4 separate regions of the Mus musculus genome follow, and all the other regions are linked to region 1. The links are chromatin loops, found by intact Hi-C in ENCODE. Cell type or tissue: heart. All regions are shown on one strand. Region 1 overlaps Trak1 (trafficking protein, kinesin binding 1). Region 2 overlaps Trak1 (trafficking protein, kinesin binding 1). Region 3 overlaps Ulk4 (unc-51-like kinase 4). Region 4 holds the start of Gm34655 (a long non-coding RNA gene).

Evidence for each region. A loop is a pair of places that touch in the nucleus more often than their neighbours do. Peaks named below come from ENCODE experiments on the same cell type or tissue, not always from the same donor. Only the 100,000 strongest peaks of a DNase experiment are listed, where the experiment ranks them.
Region 2: a loop joins it to region 1, with 4 times the contacts of the local background. A loop is called at or near these places in 16 of 42 quality-filtered maps.
Region 3: it touches region 1 in a loop (2.7-fold over the local background); 17 of 42 quality-filtered maps call a loop at or near these places.
Region 4: it touches region 1 in a loop (2.0-fold over the local background); 7 of 42 quality-filtered maps call a loop at or near these places.

What each region holds. Positions count from the first base shown.
Region 1 is chr9:121,456,328-121,461,327 of GRCm38, reverse strand. Trak1 (trafficking protein, kinesin binding 1) reads right to left here. Exons shown (of 16, transcript NM_175114.3): 14 at 751-969. Among named protein-coding and RNA genes, the nearest start is that of Gm51661, 3.9 kb to the right of the region's middle. In heart, a CTCF peak has its summit at 2,655 (motif pointing left); a DNase peak (open chromatin) is centred at 3,997; H3K27ac peaks cover 584 bases.
Region 2 is chr9:121,382,370-121,387,369 of GRCm38, reverse strand. The region is part of intron 1 of Trak1 (trafficking protein, kinesin binding 1); the gene reads right to left. Among named protein-coding and RNA genes, the nearest start is that of Trak1, 18 kb to the right of the region's middle. In heart, no CTCF peak of the experiment used is centred here; DNase peaks (open chromatin) are centred at 2,069, 3,949 and 4,599; H3K27ac peaks cover 609 bases.
Region 3 is chr9:121,246,114-121,251,113 of GRCm38, reverse strand. It overlaps Ulk4 (unc-51-like kinase 4), which reads left to right. Exons shown (of 37, transcript NM_177589.3): 15 at 71-252; 16 at 2,143-2,189. Among named protein-coding and RNA genes, the nearest start is that of Gm34735, 22 kb to the left of the region's middle. In heart, a CTCF peak has its summit at 2,986 (motif pointing left); DNase peaks (open chromatin) are centred at 1,153 and 2,953.
Region 4 is chr9:121,277,713-121,282,712 of GRCm38, reverse strand. Gm34655 (a long non-coding RNA gene) reads right to left here and starts at 4,966. Exons shown (of 2, transcript XR_003948091.1): 1 at 4,747-4,966; 2 at 1,992-3,974. It also overlaps a transcript of Ulk4 not described here. In heart, a CTCF peak has its summit at 3,036 (motif pointing left); no DNase peak of the experiment used is centred here; H3K4me3 peaks cover 931 bases; H3K27ac peaks cover 585 bases.

The DNA of each region.
Region 1 (5,000 bases):
CCTGAGCACCTAGCATCCACCTTGTAAGAGCTGAATGACACCTCTGAGTGTGTACCTGGTTAAAGAGTATCACTAAACACTTAGATAGCGCATGCGCCTTCACTGAGGCTAAGGCACGTCACAGAGCTGACATGCTTTCAAGCATTCTGACCTCTCTCTGCACTTCTTTCCCTCTGGTTTCCGCACATTCTATGTCTTCTCAGTCATTGCCTTTTCCCTAAGACTTCCCCCAGCTTGCTCAGGCTGGAAATCCAGAGAGGACATGGGAGACACCAGATCCAGGGTAGGATGGCTGTAACAGAACCCTCGGGTGTCCCCGTTCTCAGGGCCCCATATCCCGCTTTTTAGCAGCCTTTCCTGCTCCCGCTTGCAGGGCCCCAGGGCTCCATGACGGGCAGAGGGACCCACTCCCGTCACAAGGGGAGGATCTGGTCTCTGTTTTCAAAACAGAGCCTGACAACGGGAAAGCTTTTTCCTGTCATCCACACAGACGAGCAGAAGCTACGGACACAGAGTTACTACGGGTGGTGCCAGGAACAGAGACGAGCAAGGCCCAGAGCTCTGCCTCCGGTAAAGGTGTCAGGTTTACAGGACTAATCGAGGCGCCCTCACCAGACCCCTCCTCCTCCTCCTCCTCCTCCTCCAGGCCCGCTTGTGCTGGCGGCTGGTGCATCTCCTCTGGGGAAGCCTGAGGCTGGCTGGAGTAACTTCTGCTGCCTGAGACAGTCACACGTGCTCGAGACCTCTCACCTGAGGTCTCCGGGTGCTGAATTGGCGTGGAGGTAGCTAGGCCCGCCAGAGAAATGTGGTCACCTGTGTCATCTTCCTCAAAGTCGTTAAGGCAGTACACTTCATCCAGGTCAACATCCAAAGTCCGGAAGCCCTTGGTGACCACACCAGGACGGGGGTCCAGGATGCCCCCAAGATGAGGCTGGGCCAATTGCTGCCAGTGGTGAAGCGTGGCTGAACCTTGTGGGGGAAAGAGAGTGGATACCAAGAGAAGGGAGAGTTAGCATGGCAGCTAGAGCAAATGTTTCCCACCCTCAGAGCTCAATGTGAATACCTGAGCTTGCACAGGACTGTGGGAGGGACTGAGGTCACCCGAGCTTGCAAAGGATTGTGGGAGGGGCTGGGGTCACCTGAGCTTGCACAGGACTAAGGGAGGGACTGAGGTCACCTGAGCTTGCACAGGACTATGGGAGGGATTGAGGTCACCCGAGCTTGCAAAGGATTGTGGGAGGGACTGGGGTTACCTGAGCTTGCATAGGACTATGGGAGGGACTGGGGTCACCTGAGCTTGCACAGGACTGACTGTGGGAAGGACTGGGGTAGAACTGGCTTGACCTAACTGGACAACAGTGTGTCCCTGTCACACCAGGAGGGAGTGGCACTGTAAAGAACCAATACTTTCAAAAGTAAAATTACACTATATATTGTGTGCCAATGATGTCTGGTAACAAAGTATTTTAAACCACCAGGTGCTAACACCCAAACTTAACACATTATCACTTTGCTGACAGAAGAGGGTGAAATGGTGAGCAAGGGCCACAGGAAACTTGTGAAGCCATCAGGAGAACAACCGGGGATCAGAAAGACACCCGGATGCTCTGGTACAAGTCTGCTGCCGACCATACCAGACTCACCTGCAAACGGAAGCTAAGGAAGGAGAATGGAGGAGCCACCAGGTGAGGCAGGGAGGACGTAAGGTAAATAAGTCACAGAAGCCTAGAGCAGAGGTGCCATCTCCAGGGTGACACCAAACCCTAGGACTCAGGTGTCAGCCAGAGGGTTTGTAATAACACCGGAGTGTGTCCCTGATGACCTCATGTGTCCCAGGTGCTCTACCAAGAAAGGTGTCACAAGGCCAGGAGTGTCTGCGAGCCTGGATGTGGAGGAGCCAAGCGGCATCTCATGAGTGTGCTGTGGTGCTCCATGCTTCTGCCCAGCCTCTGGGCACCTGACACACCATGCAGGATGCCACGTCTGGCAGAAGGCCCAGAAGGCTGGGACCCGAAGCCCTCTTCTACAGACAAAAGTTTAGACACTCAAATGTACATGGCCAGAAATAAACAGGCCTCATGCTGCAGACAGAGAAGCCCTCAGAGACAGGAGACTGCCTGCACCATGGCTCACAGCATCCAGGACTACTTTCTAGCTGAGTAAAAACTCCTTAACAGGGAGTGGGGGAGGGGGAGGGGTGGAGTGGAAGCTGCTTGCCGCCAGTGCCTTGTACCTTGAGAGGAGAGACAGAAAGGTGGTTGGGGTGGGTGAGGGGCAGCCCCGGCTGGACACCGGGTAAGGGGTGACATGGAGGTCTTAGAAGGATTCTGAAAACGGACTACTTCAATTCTGCTTAAAATTAAAGAGAAAAACTAAACACACTGAAAACCCCAACACCCTCAGCCCTTCACGGGCCACACCAGGTTTAAGGACACACGTTATATCCTCCTTGATAGACTTGGGCCTAATGAATGGGGTAAAAAATACTTTCTACAAACAAAAGGAAAAAGAAAAACAACAAAACAAAACAACAAAGAGGTTGTTAAAAATGGAATCCACCCTATAAAGATTTTATAACGAGTCCTCAACTTGGGACAAAGCACAGGTATTTTTGTGACCATGATTGTGGGAGAAGACTAGGCTGCTAGCGCCACCCAGTGGCCGAGCTGAACATCCCAGCGATGCTCTGAGGCCCCACAGGCTCAGGCACTGACCATAGAGGGAAATGCACGAACTGGTGGGGCATGCAGGCATCTGTGGGATCCTGAGCTCCCAGATGCCACACACAACTGTTTCCTAAGGCTAGCTCACGTCGGACACGGCAGTATGGTGTGCCTTGACAGAGGACAGGAGGGACAGGCAGGAACACTTTTAGTCTGTACTCTACATTCTTTTGTTTTCTAAGCCAGGGTTTCTCTGTGTAGCCCTGGCTGCCCTGGAACTTACTCTGTATTCAAGGATGGCCTCGAACTTAGAGATCTGCCTGCCTCTGTCTCCTAGTGTTGGTATAAGCCACATTCTAACTTTGTGCTGTCTGCAGGGGTACTTACGGTGTGCCTCTGCACACATACATTGTAAGGATTTCTTTGACCTGGTTGCAATCCAAATGAGACTTGGGGAGGAATTCAAGACATGGTAGTCATAGTAGACCCCCACAGAGAGACCACGCAGGAAGACTATCAGCAGCAACAGGACAACGTAGCAGCACCGTGAAACTCAGAGACAGGCTAACTCTCTGACTGGAGGGGCAAGGCTAAACTATGGGATGACTGGCTGCCTCTGCTTCCTCTCCCTGGATAACTTTCTGGCCAGGGATGATGGAAGGCAGATCTCTGGTGGGCTAACCCTTTGTCTTCTCCACTAACTGAAGACAGCCTGAAGACTCCACCCCTGCCTCTGTTTACTGGTGTGTGAAATCATGGTGGCACATGCTCCATATTCCAATAAAAACTCGCTGTGCTCTACACATAAGCACTACTATGCACTCCTCAAACTTCCTCATAGGGAGTGTCACTCACTGCACAAATGGGAATGGAAGGTTCCTGACGCTAAGTGACTGGGGTCAGATCATGAGTGCTTCAGGCAAGTGGGCTCAGTGGCAGCAGGGGCTGGCCACCAGGTATATACATGGTGCCAGTGACCCACAGCAGAACTTCCAGGTGGATGTCCAGGGCCTAGCAGGAGGGCCAGACACTCATGCACTGAGGGAACCTCTGTCACCTCTGACAGTCCCCATCACAATGTCCATGTGCTTTCTCACGGAAGGTCACGGGGAGAGCCTGGCAGAAGCCATTATCAAGGACAACCTGGATGTCCGTATGTCAGGACACCGTTTTACCATCACTCAGCACTGAGTGTGGGCCTCACCACACGCCTGACTCCTTTAGTTTCGGGATCACCCTGTTGTCTCTCCTCCTCACAGACAAAAACACTGAGTGTGGGAGAGAGACACCAGAGGCTGCGTTAGAGCAAGCAGCCACCTCTGGCATCTGTCCCCGGAAGCTCTCAGCAGAAGAGAATGCCTTCCCCTGGCTGAGCGTCAGGGATCCAGCAATAGCAAGCCCAGGCAACGGCTCTGCCCATGGGACAGGTGTTTTCAATCCCTCAGACCCGAAAGCTGCCTCAACCTTAGCTCTGATGTTTGGTTTGTCAACAGTGGACCTCAAGAACACTTCCCCCTGGCTGGGTAGGAGGCTCCAGGTATTCAAGAAGCCTAGCACTGAGCAGAAGCCCCCACCATGACACTCCCATACCCCAAGCCCTTACCTAGGAATTCCACCCAGCTCCAGGCTGGCTGCCTGAAATCCTCTCCTTGATATGGAGAGCAAAGGTGAAAGTGACTGTGAAGCAGGCCAGAGCACAAGGGCCTCACCCTGTCCTTTCTTTCTGTGTCACTCCCCATCCCAGCCTCGTTCCCTTATCCAGCAGGAAGCAGGACATGACCACCACACCCTGCCACCCACCTGAGAACACAGATGGACTACTGCCTGCCTCGGTTGGTCTCTCTGCGATAGATAACTCTCTCTATCTTGAATATTCTGTCCTTCACTTGCCTAACCTTGAAAGGCCTGGTGAGAACGTGAGAGCATCTGCCGCACCTAGCTCCGCTGGGCTGGCAGACACATGAGGAGATGGCAGGACGGTTGGCATGAAGAAGGAGATCTAGACAGAGGACACTGTTGGCTTCTACGATGCTCCCAGACAGTGGTCTCCGGGGACCTCACCCCAGGTGCCTTTCCCTGGACTGCTGGTGATCGAGGGCACTCCTATCAGTGTCTCACTGGGCCAGGTGAGAACATGACCTCAGGGTAATGACAGTCCAGATCTGGTAACTGGGCCCTACAGATCTATGTGGCTGAATCAGACAAATCTGATAATCTTGTTTGACAGCTATTTGCCTATGTTACAAATAAGGAAGATGGCTCAAGAGGGAAGCTAACTCGGCAGGCACGGTGACAGTGTTCAGAGGCTGTAGCTAGGAAGCCAGACTATACTCACAC
Region 2 (5,000 bases), 74 kb after region 1:
TGGACGTGGTGATACACACTTGTAATCCCAGCCCTGGGGAGGCAGAGATAGGTGGATCCCGGAGGCTCGATGGCCAGCTGGCATAGTCCTCCTGGGAATTGCCAGGCTAGGGACCCTGCCTCAACGAACAAAATGGACAGTGTCCGAGGTAAGCGACATCCAGGGTTGTTCTCTATCCTCGGTACACGTTTTCATACACTCATGCACCTATATACGAATGAAGAGAGAGCTCACACACTGAAAGAACCTGTAGAAATGTTGCCAACACTGGAGACCCACAGACAGGTGCTTGCGGACTGTCCCAGCTGGAAACGAAGGACGAGGTTTTCTTTGCTCAGCTTCACAGGTGAGGAAGGAGCATGGGTGATCTTGTTAGTCAAGGCCAGGCAGCTAAGCAGGTGCAGGTTTAGTCTGAGGAGCCCTCAGTGACTAACTGGCCATCCCTCTGCTACCACTGTCCATCTCTGGAAGCCTGTGTGTGGAACTTAGGGTGTCCCATGACATCACACCAGGAGACGGGTGGACGCCTCCACATATGGGCGAAGGGAGGTTTGTTCTTAACAAGGCTCTAACCCTAACCCTAACCCTTGTCACCTGCCCAGCTTGCAGGTGCTAGCCATCTTTAGTCACACAGGCAATGCCAAGGGCTGTATCAGCCCTGGGTGCCTGGACAAGCTAAAAAGAGCACACACATGGTGACTTCCATGTAGACCAAAGAGCACACACATGATGCCTTCCATGTAGACTAAAGAGAACACACATGGCACCTTCCATGTAGACACATGAACACCTGCCTTATGGGAGCCATGATTCGCAAACAGCCCTGCCTCTTATGAAGCAGCCAAGCCCACAGCTGAACCACGTTTCCCAGCCCGGCCCCTGCTGTTTTCTCTCGCTTCCCTTACATCAGGACACACAAACCTCCTGCCATTCTCCACAGCTCCCCACCCCCAACACACACAGAAATCTTTTTTTTTTTAATCAGCTATTTTAGACACCTCTAGAATATTCGCTACCCATACCGCTGCACCCTAAAATGTCACTCAAATGTCAGCTTGAGTTTGTGAACCTTGCCTGACCAATTCCCCCAGGCTTCTCACAGGCCTCGGCACATACACAATTACACAACAGCGCCAGGCAAGGCTTTCTCCGTATCTCCTCCCCACTAACCGAGAGCCACTCAGGAGAAAGGGCTCAAGAGTCCCAGCCCAGCCTCAAACCCAGCCCGCAGACCTCTTCATCCTCCAGGAAGAGCTGCCGCCAGCTTCAGCATGCAGGAGGTGCCGCCATCCCATGACGGGGTCATTTCATGGCCCTAGCTCTCTGTCTAGCAGTACAGAAAAGTGTCACAGGACAGCAGAAGTCCCCCCACATCCCAGGCAGAGGCCAATATAACGCCTGCCATGGAAGTCTACTCCCAGGATCCCCTAGGAACTGCCCAAGCCCTGAGGTCTGGAATGACCCCCTTCTAAGATGAAGGCACCTCTCGGGAGCTGCCTGGGAGGGAGGGGACAATACAGGGAGCCCCAGGGATCTCGGAATATAGAGGTGGCTCTCTCCATTCCCACAGACTCAGACTGGATGCTTTGAGGAGGCCCCTCCACCTGAGAATTTGTTCTGTGCTGATTTGTATTTTAATCTACCAGGTTTTCTTCCTTACAGCAGAGACGATGACTCTAGTGTTCAAATTTAAAACTCAGGGAATCTCAGAAGTCAGGCTCCCTGGGAGGAGGTCTCCTCTTCCGCAGGGTACATAACTGCTCTGAGGTGGCTGTCGCCAGATGGAGAAGGGATGCACCCCCAGGATTCTGGGCCTGCTGCTTCAGGACCACGCAGAAGCCCAGGGTTCTGGTCCCAGAGAACAGAGCACTAACTGCACAACTGTCAGGGGACAGAGGACACAAACACCCCTGACCACTCTGCAGATCTGGAGACACGGGGAAGCCATCAGGGAAGGAAAGGATAAAAGAGAGCGAAACAAGAAGGCAAAAGGAAAGAACAGAGGGAGTCAGAAGGCGGCTTTGGAGAACCAGGGAGAGGAAGCCGGCGCCACACTGCCACCTTCTGGACAGACAGTGCATAGCAAGGCTTCAAGAATACCCAAACCAAACTAACCATGTGACCAGCTTCTCCCAAGACTCCCAAGTCAGCGCATCCCTGAGATCTTTGCACCTGAGAGATGGAACCAGCCCGGGTGTCCGGCCTCAGAGCAAGGGAGAAGGAAAGCGTGATCTATATAAACACAGTGGAACGCTTTCAGCCTTACGGAGGAAGTCACGTCACCAGATGCATCTGGAGGCTACTGTACTAAGCAAATGAAGGTGGTCTCAAAGAGGCAAACGCCATGCGTTCTCTTCCATTTGTAGCTCCTAGATTTTGTAGATACATAAAACCAGGGAGGCATGGGTGATGTGAAAGGGAAAACTGTCTAGGCCCTAGACTGTAGGGGAACGAAGCTGGTGGAAAGAGGTAGGAGGGCTCAGAGAGGGAGGGGAGGGGAGTACAGAGTGAGCATGCTCAAAGCGCACTATTTGGCTGCGTGAAAATGGCCCATGTGACTTTGTAGAAGTGGGCAAAACAGTCTGGAGAAAGGGGCCCCAGCCCCGTCCTGCCCACGCTGCGCCTTGTAACTCCCACACAAGCCTCATCGTTATCTCTCTGGACTCAGTTCCTCTGTGTGTGGGACAGTAGCAGGAGGAAGGCACTCTCTGCCCACCAGCAAGCTCTCTGAAAAGATACAGGGAGGGCCACAGGCTTGCGGAGCCTCTTCTGGGGCAGCACCCACCTTCTCTGTCCTCCAATGCTGACTTCGCTAAGACTCAGGATCTGAATGGTTACACAAAATCCCCTGATTTCTTTAACGTTTAAAATCACATTTACTAACTTTACTTATCTATCTATCTATTTATTTATTTATTTGGGGACCTAGATGCCACGGTGCACCTGTGTAGAAATCAGTTCTCTCCCACCACATTGATCATGGTGACCAAACGCATGTCATCCTGCTTGGTGGCAGGTGCCTTTTCCCGCTGAGCCATCTTGCTAGTCCCTCAAATCCCTTGATTTCTACATGCTAGACTAATTCAGAAGTTTTTAAGTAGACAAAGGCCACATGAAACAAGTCTGTATGCTGGGATTTCCCACCCTGCCTGTCACTGCAGGCCTTGGGAGTACATTGTGGCTACATTAACAGAGACAAGCAAGGGCCCATACGAGAGCCACTCATCAAACAGGGCCAAACTGCCAGCTCCCCCCATCTTCACCTTTCCTCCTAGTCCCTCTCCAACCCACTGCTCAGCCACCAAGTATCCCCACCCTGGCCCCAGTCTAATCCTGGCTCCCAAGAGGAGCTGATTGGAGGGAGCAATCCTCTCTCTGTCCTGTCACCCTTGGCAGCAACTGTGAGTGGTCACGCTGTGTCAAAGCTGCGCAGGGCTCCTCACCTTCTCTGTAGAGACCTGGACCCCATTACAACTTCCTGGACATTATGAGGATTGAAGGGTACAGACCCAAAGACACTCATATGCCATGCAGCACAGGAGACACTTGGCCATCTACAGCTAGCTGACAGACGACTTAGAACACTCTTCCCTCGGGACCAGGATGGTTGGGAACTAGCCTAAACTTCTCTGGGGAACGCTGTCACAATCACTTATTTTTGCCTGTTGTGAAGGGTTTGCACTACGGAGCACAGTGCTGGGGCACACCATCTTCCTGTTCTCTGTGTTGCAGGCTGAAGCCACTGGCACTTAATCTTCTCTAGCACAGATGCTTTAACTCCACAGATTACAGGAGACTCACAGAACCATCTGCTGTTTCAAACACGTCAGTGGATGCAGGCAAGCAGGGTCAGAGAGGCTGTGGCGCCACAGAGCCAAGCATGCGCATTGAGCATGGCCGGCCGGAAACTGGCACATGCGCGTTGGGCATGGCTCCTACGCTGTCTGAAAAGCTTCTAGACCCTGGTAACCAAGACCTTGCAGATCCTCTGCAAGGCTCTGCTGGCCTCAGCCAGAACACACTGTACTGGCTCTAAGCACCACCCAGAGGATGGAAGACTTGGGAGGGCGTGTTATGGGCTAAGCCAATAGACTGGAAGGCCTCAGGGTACTGGGTGAACTTTGGGCTGAGGAGGCACAAGACAGAAGGTAGGGCTCTGTGTCTGAGGTCCCCCATACTCTCAGCAGCCAAAGAGGGTCTCCGGGAGCACAAGGCAGGCAGACAAGCATGTAGGAAACTGGAGAGCAAAAGCCAACAGAGCTAAGCTTCAGAGAAACAAACAACGCTGGAGATTCTCTAGAATGGTTGAAGCCTTAAGCACCTGAAGAACTCGGTATCCAAAAAGCAACCAGTTCAGGGGTACGGATATGCCCACCACCCCGACACACACATGCACACACACATACAAGCCCTCACACAGGCTCCTAAGATACATACCCCTGACAAGCAGCTGTGCTGAGGCAGCCAGTCCACCCACTCGGTTACAGAAACAGGGTTTCCAGTGTGAGGCTAAAGGGCAACCTTGAGCAACTGAATGTGGCGTGGTTCAAGTGGGCATGCTGGCTTGTTGTGCAACAGAGCGGGCAGCAAAAAGCGGGGCAAAGCGAAGGAGGAGGGACCTGCCGAGACGCCTCCAAAATGCCCATAGCAAAGCAGATGGTCTCATGCTGGTGACGTCGTGGCTGCCTTACTGTGGGCAAAAACGCCCAGGAATGCCCACACATCGATGCAATCGGCTATCGATATATCTCCCTGGACGCAATCCTGTCCCTAGGTAATGGGTGGTGTGTGGCTTTTACAACAACCAAAATGTTAAACCTACGTGGAGGAGACGTTGTTAAGAACACTCAGAGGGGTGAGACAGTGACCACCACCAGAAAAGGCAGCTGGGAAGAAAGCCACTCCCCTCAGGTTAGCCAGAGCCTGAAGCTCCGCTGGCATCGTTAATGCTGCCCTCTGCCTAGCACAGGTGTGGCCCTGAGAAACAGTTCAATAGCTCC
Region 3 (5,000 bases), 210 kb after region 1:
GCTTCTCACTGGATGTCTGCTCAGCCCTCTCCACCTCACACGTGCTCCCTCTGCTTCCTTCCCTCCACAGTGGAGAAGTTGCTGGTCCTCAAGGACCAAGACTGGAATGACTTCCTGCAGCAGGTGTGCTCCCAGATCGACTCCAGCGAGAAGAGCACAGGGGCGCTGCGGGCCAAGCTGAACCTCCTGTGCTACCTGTGTGTGGTGGCCACGCACAAGGAGGTGGCCACCAGGCTGCTTCACTCCCCGCTGGTAGGTACTGCAGGGTAGATGGGCCTCCCAGGGCCCCACCACCTACTCTGTGTGGTTGGCCTCTGTATTTCAAAGACATGTGAACAAGAGCTTGGGGCCGAGTGATGATCAGCTCAGTAGTAGAACAGAACAGGCAATAAAAACAATAGACCAAGGATATGTGTGTGTGTGTGTGTGTGTGTGTGTATGTGTGTGTGTGCATGTTAGTGTGTGTATGTGTGTATATGTGTGTGTATGTGTGTATGTGTGTGTGAATATATGTGTGTGTGTATGTGTGTGTATGTGTGTGTGTGTGTGTGTGTGTGTGTGTGTGTGTGTGGTGGTAGAACAGGGGATCCCAGAGCCTTACCCAGGCCAGGCAAGGGCTCTGCCACTGAGCCACATCCCTGACCCTAGTTTTTATTTTGAGCCACCGTCTCTGAGTTCCCCAGGCCTTGAACATGTTCTGTAGCTTAGTTAGATCTTGATCATATGATCCTCCTGCCTCAGCTTCCCAAGTTGCTGGGATTATAGGTCTGTGCCACCATGTCCAGATGGATACAATCGTAATCTGATTTAATTACAAAGAATAAAGTGATTTATTTTTTTATGAAAAATTTTCTCATGAAGGTTTTGGAATCATCATCAACTTCCTTGAAGCAGTTGTGTGGATGGTGGTTTCGAACTGTGGACATTTTTGTTAAGTGTTGGCCGGGAGCCATTGTACCTGTCTGTAATCAGGAGATGGAGCTCTGTGCTGGAGTAAACTCGGGTGGCTCCTGCTCCAGGCCACCTGGACAAATGCGAGGGTTTCCGATGTGTGAAAGGACAGAAAGCCGTACAGCATTCGCTTCCTGTTCTCCTTGGCGGGCCTCACTGGTGACTGACTGGCCAGGGTCGGCAGAGCTCCTCAGGCCAGCCGCTGGAAGCTGCGACTATGGCACTTCCTCAGGCGGGCCGCTGGAAGCTGCGACTGTGGCACTTTCTGCTGAGCCCCTGAAGTCAGCCTGGAGGAGTTTCAGTTCATTTTGTTCCCTCCCTGTGAAGGTTGCTGTGTGTCTGTGGGGGGTGGGGAGAGTAGTTAGTAGGACAAATCGAGAACATCTTGCTCTTAATTTTTTAAAGATTCATTTTATCTTTTTTTTTTTTTTTTTGGTTTTTCGAGACAGGGTTTCTCTGTGTAGCCCTGGCTGTCCTGGAACTCACTTTGTAGACCAGGCTGGCCTTGAACTCAGAAATCCGCCTGCCTCTGCCTCCCGAGGGCTGGGATTAAAGGCGTGCACCACCATGCCCGGCTGGATTCATTTTATCTTTAAATTGTGTGTGTGTGTGTGCACATGTGCATGTTACATCAGGTGCTCTTGGATGCCAAAAAGAGGGGGTCAGTTCCCCTGGAGCTGAAGTTACAGGTGATTGGTGCTTATAAACCTCTATGTGGGTGCTGGGAATTGAACCTGGATCCTCTGCAGAAGTAGCACCTGCTCTTACCTGCTAAGCTGTCCCCTCCATTGCTCGGTTCTTACCACTTCTTCTTCTTCTTCTATTTATTTTTTTATTTTATGCATATGAGTACAATGTAGTTCTCCTCAGACACATCAGAAGAGGGCATTGGATCCCATTACAGATGGTTGTGAGCCACCATGTGGTTGCTGGGAACTGAACTCAGGACCTTTGGAAGAGCAGTCAGTGCTCTTAACCCCTGAGCCATCTCTCCAGCCCCCAGTTCTTACTTCTTATTTATGTTTATTTTGCTGGCACACTGGCTGAGGTTCCATGTCTGTCAGTGGTCACCTCCCTGGAGGGAGTCTCACTTACCCCAGCTGTGTAAGTTTCCCTGCTAATTCACCGATTGCTTTGGATGTTGTTCTGAATAAAACTTACATTTTGATGTTTTTCTTTTTTAAATTCTAGTTCCAGTTGCTAATCCAGCACCTGCGGATAGCTCCTAACTGGGATATGTAAGTAACCTTCGTATTTTAAAGCACATTCTTTGTGATTTTGTAGTTATTGCCAGATACCTCATCATAAGCACAGTCCTAAGTCATCCGAAGTGAGCCTGCGGTAACCATGAGACACTCGCAGCCACTGCCTGTTGTCCCAATGTGGAAGGCTGTCCCTTCTCTGGGTGTCTATTGTGAGATCGGCCCACCTTTGGGTTTTTCATCTTGTGCCTGCCTCCGACACCTCTGTCTTCCTCCGGTGGCAGGAGTTTCCCCACGGTATTATGGAAACTGATGGGACAATCATGCACGGTGCTCATGTATGGGAGCTGCAGGCTCTAGGCTCCTCTTGCTGGGGCTTGATCACATGATGGAACTGTTTTCTGGGAGGAGTCTATGTGGGATGCAGAAGTGTAGAGTTGGGATCCCAGGTCAGCCCTACCTCACCCGCAGGGAAATCACGTTCACTGAGCCTCAGTGCTCGCATCTGTAGAATGGGGCTGTGTCCTCACCTACTCAGTAGATCCTTGGCAGACTGTGGGGCCAGAAGAGAGGTCTGGTGCACCATGGTGGGGGGGAGGGGGGAGGGGAGGTGGGGGAGGGATTATCTGTGTCATCTTGGAGACTCAGGATGGAATGCTGAGGTTGACAGAGGTGTGACAGCAGTTTCTCCTCATGGTGAAATACGAGGGCATCCGTGGAGTTTTCGAAAGGCTTTGGAAGGAAGTTTTTCTTGTATCTCAGTGCTGTTCTTGCAGCAGACAGAACTGGGCTGCTGTTTGTCAGATGTCATTTCCTGGTCTGCAGCGCCCCCTGCTGACTTGAAAGTGCTTCTATTCCTTTCTATTTTTTTTTTTTGTCTGCAGGATTTTAATGCTCAGTTTTCACAAACACAATTATCTATCTAATTTTATGACTTACAGTAAAATGTGCTAGCCTCTAAAATGTGTATTATTTAACTGTCTTTTATACTCCTTTTCAATCTTTTAAAATTGATCACTGGGAGTTTTTACACAAGTAACACTCTAATGTATTTACTTGAATTGCATGTCCTAAGAACAAATGAAATCCATGATATTTGGATAATGAATGAAAATCTCAACCAAAATACTTTTCACTGGAGAACAAGGGATCTGCACCAAACACGTGAACTTTGTAGACTTCAGTGTAGGACAGTGTAACAAGGGTATTTGCCCGTATTCCCCAGCCAATCAGCTTCGAAGCTAGCTGTTAAATCATTTTAAACTGAGAGTTATCTGTCATGTTGCTGGCTCATGCTACACCATCTTCAGCCAGGTTCTGAGCACTTGCAAGTTTCTGACTCATGGGTGGAAGTTTGGTCAGAAGCGTCTGGAACGCTGGTCCATGCCTGCAGCGGCTGCTGAGACTGTGTGCACACGGCGATTGCGCTTGTCAGGTGGTCTGCACCCTTCTCGTAGTCACCTTGCGGTAGTAACTCTTCACCAAGCTGTGTCTCTTCAGGGAAGAGTTCTGGACAGCGTCAGCATCTTTTAAGTCAGGGAACTGGGAAAGACCGGCTCTCCTTAGCAAGCTTGTTCTTCCTCGTTCTTGAAGCCTGTTCTTAAAGTTGGGGCCACTCTGGCTTTTGTGGTGGAAGTAGATGCATGAAGACAGCAACATGCCTGTGGTCATGGTGCTGTTCTGGTCTGCCCTCTTCACTCGGCTGGGGCGTGTGCCAGGGCACAGAGTGCCAGGCAGTGGTTAGCGCCAAGACTGACCACAGCACTCAGGCCACTTGGGTTTTTTCTAGCACTGTTTAAAACCCCTTTACTATTTAAATTGAATTAAATTTGCAAAAAAAAGAGTTTTTGTTTTTAATCAGTTAAAAACATTTTACTGAGGTAGTGTCTTACTGTATAGCCCAGGCTGGCTTGGACCTCCTGGCCTTATGCCTTCCTGAGTGTTGGAGTTAGAGGTGTACACCACCCTGCCCACCGCTCTCCGATACTTGTTGTTTTCTTTCAAATGCTGCTTTTAGGTCTTAACGTTTTCCTGTCTCCATTTTCCAAGTTTGCTCTACGTATAGGAAACCAAATTTAGTAAGGCATCGCATGATCTTATGTGTCTTAGTAGGACAGGCATGAGTTTATGTGTCTTGGTAAGGCATGGCATGATCTTATGTGTCTTGGTAAGGCATGGCATGATCTTATGTGTCTTGGTAAGGCATGGCATGATCTTATGTGTCTTAGTAAGACAGGCATGAGTTTATGTGTCTTGGTAAGGCATGGCATGATCTTATGTGTCTTGGTAAGGCATGGCATGATCTTATGTGTCTTAGTAAGACAGGCATGAGTTTATGTGTCTTGGTAAGGCATGACATCATCATATGTGTCTTTTCTCCCCACAACACATGTGATTTTAATATTATTGACAACTCAAGGCCATTTCCCACACTCCCATCTCTGCCTGCCAAGCACTTGGGGTGCAGGTGCACACATCACCACATCTGGCTTTTAAATGGTCGCTGGAGCTTTGACCTCTCCAGTGGCTTGGTTGGGCTTCCCTCTGAAGCTGGCATCTCTCTTTTGGTCTTAGTTACTTTTCTATTGCTGTGCTGAGACACCAGAATCAAGGCAACTTATAGAAAAGAGTTTATTTGGGGCTTCCATCAGCACAGGGTTAGAACCTATGAGCATCATGGCAGGGAACATGGCATCAAGCCAGCAGGCATGCAGCAAGACCAGCTGAGAGCTCACATCTTCATCTGTAGGTTAGAGGCAGACCTGGCATGGGTTTTTGAAACCTTAAAGCCCACCCCTGTGACACACCTCCTCAGAGGCCTTCCCAAACAATTCCACCAACTAGGGA
Region 4 (5,000 bases), 180 kb after region 1:
ATTAGAAAAAGCTAAAATAGATAGCTGCAAGAGATCCCATCAATAAAGCAGGACAAAGTCAGAGCAGACCCAGCAATGTGACAAGGCCAATCCTGCTCCCAGGGTTACAGAAAACAGAAGTCTAAACAGTATATTAGAAGACTCCTGAGGCTTGAGAGATGTTCGGAGGCTAAGAGAGCTTGTTGCTCTTCTAGAGGACTCCTTCCCAGAGCCACACCTGGCAGCTCATAATTGCCTGTAACTCCAGCTACAATGGATCTGAGGTCCTCTTCTGGCCTCCATAGGCACTGCACTCACATGTGGTATACACACACACACACACACACACACACACACACACATGAAAAGAAAGCGGCCTCAGTGTGCCTCATGTGTCTTCCCTCAGCACATGTTTCCCTTTCCCTTTTGTAGTAAAATGAAGAGACTCAGGAATCACCAATGTCTTGCAGAGATATTTGTCCTCACTGTCTCCTGGGCTGGACCTCTAGCAATGCAGGTGTGCCTCTGACCCGACAGTCTTCCTTCCCCGGCTCTGCCACACTGTGCCCTCTGACTGTCCGTCCCAGCCCAGCTGATAGGAGGCTATCCAGGCTAATTAGAGTTGATTCAGACCAAGGATGGTGACGGGATGCTAGCCAAGGTAGCCAGATGGAAAGATGTGGTGTTGATCTCTCTCTCATCTGTGGCAGCTCCACTCAGATGCCCATCCAGAGGGAATAAAATCATAAAAACGTTTAAGACAAACACCTGTGAAATGCCAGACTGAAGCCATGCTTTCCCAGATCACTTAAACACTGATAATAGAGCTGGAGAGTTGGTTCGGCAGTTGAGAGCACTCGCTGCTCCTGCAGAGGACCCGTGCTCCACTCCCAGCCTTCACACAGCAGCTCACAGCTGCTGTAGCTCAGCTTCAGGGGGTCCAGTTCCCTTTTCTGTCCTCTCTGGATACCAGGCACTTAAAAAATGGTGAAACCATGATGTAAAACCAACGAAGAGAGATACAGAGTATGCAGAATTTAGGAGTGAAGTCAAGATATCTGAACAACCGGTCTTGATCAGCAAGCAAAACCTATAGTCATATGCACCAGGGGCCATTCCTGTCACAGCAATGGACAGGCTCTAAACACCTTAAAACGAGAGGACTCTGAGACAGTCCTGAGAATGCGGATTTGTGGCAAGCAGGAGGCTAGTCACCCTCCTTTTCATAGCAGTCAGGATTCTGTGGGCCCTTGGGTAAATCAGATAGAAACTCTTTTAGTGCAAGAAAACTCCAAGAAGTTTCACGAGATAAGTGGGTTAGGGTTCAATTCACAGAAAATACTTTTCCATGGAATTCTTTTTCTTCATTACTCCCTAACACCTGCCCAGCTCTTCCTGTGGTAAGGAGACAATCCTAGCATGGTCTGTCTAGGGAATGTGACTCATCCTTTGGTGTCCTGAGATTAACATCATCGCATTCAGCATTTTATGGGATTGCAGTCATGTAGACCAAACCTATGGCCTAATGTATGCTAGATAAACACCCTACTTCTGAGTTATATCCCTAGATATTTGATAGTTTAAAAAATATATTTTGACAGATCTCAAATATGTATGTATATATGTATGTATGTATGTATGTATGCATGTATGTATCTCAAGACTCCTACTGTGTCACACTCAATTCCGTATCACCAGCTTCAAATGTCCATTGGATGCAGTCTTCTATCTCAACAGTTCCCTCCCCGACCCTGTGCAGCAATGCTCCAGCACATACTAACTGCAGACACCAGTTTCATTCGTGGCATTTCAGTGTCTCTAGACCGTAGTAAGTCCTTTAAGGCCATGCTGTCATCACAGACCCAGGTTGAGAAGAGTCACCATGAGCTGGTAAGTGGTCACACATAATTTCCTTCTTTGCTTGTTGAGTTCATAATCTCTTTTTCAAGGCTACATGGTCAGTTTGCATTTTGCTAAAGATATGTCACCTTTATCAGATTTTCTCATTATTATTTTTTTTTTGGAAAGTGACATTTAGCAGGAAAAAAACACCCAGTAGAGCAGATTATCAGGGCTCAGAGGCTCGGAACATAATCCCAGCCCCCTGGATTGCAAGACAGAGGAGCAGAAACTGATTCGCCTGTGGGAACTAAAGGCTTTCTCTCCTCAGACTTACTTCATGCTGTCTGAGGTATTAATAACTCTCTTCAAAAAGCCTATCTCTGTAGATAATTAAAAAAAAAGAGAGAGAGACAAGGTCTTATATTGCTTAGGCGGGATCTAACTTAGGGGCTCAATCAATACTTGTCTCCTAGCTCCCCCAAATATAAGGGTATCATTGAAGATAATTTTTCTTCCTTTTTTATTATAAATATTTAAAACTAAAATTATGAACTTTCTCCTATAAGTACAAAAATAGCCCAAGGGAGAAAGAGTGATAACATGGAAATAGACTTTAATGCATATATTAAAATTTAGAGCTGTAATGAGGGAGAGAGGTAGAATCTTACTGCTAGTATAATTGCCTAATTATTCTTAGAAGTAATAAAGTTACATTCTAACTCCCTGTGTTTGCCAAACTAAATCCTAGGTGGATTAAGTAATTCAATATAGGAAGGAAACAATAATAAGTAGAAAGATACAAATCTACTATGTAAGAAGATACCCATAAGCTTGAAAAGAATTTAAAAAATAAGGTATGTTCGTTTTTATTACCACTGTGACAGATACATGAGAGAAATAATTTTTTTTTGTTTTTTTTGTTTTGTTTTGTTTTGTTTTTTGGTTTTTCAAGACAGGGTTTCTCTTTAGAGCTCTGGCTGTCCTGGAACTCTCTTTGTAGACCAGGCTGGCCTCGAACTCAGAAATCCGCCTGCCTCTGCCTCCCGAGTGCTGGAATTAAAGGCGTGCGCCACCACGCCCGACGAGAGAAATAATTTAAAGGGAGAAATTCAGGGATGGAGAGATGGCTCAGCAGTTGAGAGCACTGGCTGGTTTTCCATAGGTCCTGAGTTCAATTCTCAGCAATCACAACCATCTATAAAAGGATGTGATGCCCTCTTCTGGCATGCAGGTGTACATGCAGGCAGAACACTCATACACAAAATCAATCGAGAGAGAGAGAGAGAGAGAGAGAGAGAGAGAGAGAGAGAGAGAGAGAGAGAGAGAGACTGATTGATCATGATGCACAGTTTCAGTCTGTGGACCCACTGTTTCTGGCTCCCAGCCAGGTGGATCGGTAGAACGTGGCAGGAGGGTCTGGTGGGACAGGGCTGTTCATTTCACGGGAGCCAGAAAGCTGAGAAAGTACACAAGACAAGATACCTCACAGGCCTGCCTCCAAAGACCCACTTACCTCAGCCAGTCCCCACTTTCATAACTACTTCTCAAAGCTAGAACAACTGTCCTGGTACACGTGGTTAAATCGAGGAGGATCACCAGCTGCAGAGAAAGCCTTCACCATGAGTCTATGGGGACACTTTTTATCCTACTCTGTAACACAGAAATGAGGTAAAATGTCGATGTCACCTACCATGAAGGAATTTATCCTCAGACACAAAAACAGAAACAGAGATGCTTGCCAAGTCTGATGTGCAATATAGTGTTCCTTAGATTAGGTGGCTCAGCTGGTAAGGTGCTCACCACAGGGGCTTGAGGACCTGAGTTCAAGCCCTAGCAACCACCTAAAACCTAAGTGTGATGGTGCATGCTCATTACTCTAGGGCTGGGATGGTGGGGACCAGTGGATCCCTGGGACTTGGAGGTCAGTCAGCCTGCCTTAACCAGCCATTCCCAGGTGCCAGTGAGAGACCTTGTGTCAAAAATAAAACCAAGGAACAGCTCTAGAGGACAACACCCAAGGCTCACATCTGGCATTTACTCACATGCTCTCACAAACACAACGGCCTTCTAAGTCAGACAAATGCCATCTCCAACTGCTGAGTTGCAGGCCAAGGATCGTCACAGCAGGTCCAGTTGACTATTGGCATTCCGTCCTAGGAGAGGACAGGAGGGTCTTTGGATCTTTACTTGGGTTTCCGACCGCTCCTCCCAGCCATTTATATTTTCTCCTAATTACTTGTGGAGCAGGGAGTATTGGAGAGGTCCTAGATAGTCAGGCTGAAGAAGCGAGGGTGGGAGGGGAGGGCCACCCCTGTGGCTATGGGGAAGCCATCTTCCACACTGGGTGAAGACTTTTCCAGTGCTTTGGGTTTGCAGTGCTTCTGTCTGTAAGCCCTCATCCGGGCTCTGTATGTAAGCCTAACAAATTCATTGGTTCCCTCGCATGAGCTGTGGTGGAATTATACCTTGGTTTATCCTTAGAAACTTGGGGTCCGCCGGGCAGTGGTGGCGCACGCCTTTAATCCCAGCACTTGGGAGGCAGAGGCAGGCGGATTTCTGAGTTCGAGGCCAGGCTGGTCTACAAAGTGAGTTCCAGGACAGCCATGGCTACACAGAGAAACGCTGTCTCGAAAAAACAAAACAAAACAAGAAACGTAGGGTCCTATCTCCCCACCGCCACACCCCACCTAGAAAAGGAACTTTAGCCCCATCTCTAGCCCGATTCTGGTCAACTGAGTTGGGCTTTCTTCCTTCCATAGATACTGTCAGCCTGCTCTCACATCAGAATGGAAGTTGGAGGACTCCAGTTGGAGGCCAACCTGGGCTACAGCGTGAAACCCTGTTTAAGAAGGAAACACAGCAAAACAGCTAAAGCTGTGACGCTCTGGGACCAGGCAGACGTGAAAGACTTTAAGTCCCACCCACCAAGATGTGCGGCGCAGGCAGCTTGAAGGCTGGGACCACGCGATTATGCTGCCTTCCCGGTGGGATCTGATCACCACTGCACGCTCTGACTAGAGAGGCCGATCCGTCCTAACCTCGGTCCGCTGAGCCTGCAGTGACCAACGGGCTCCAGACCGAGAAGTTTCCTGAGGAGGCTCAGAGGCATCGGCGCGCAGATGGGGAGGGGACTGGCTCTAGCCACGCCAATCTCCGGCCACTTCCGGTCCATGCCTCCT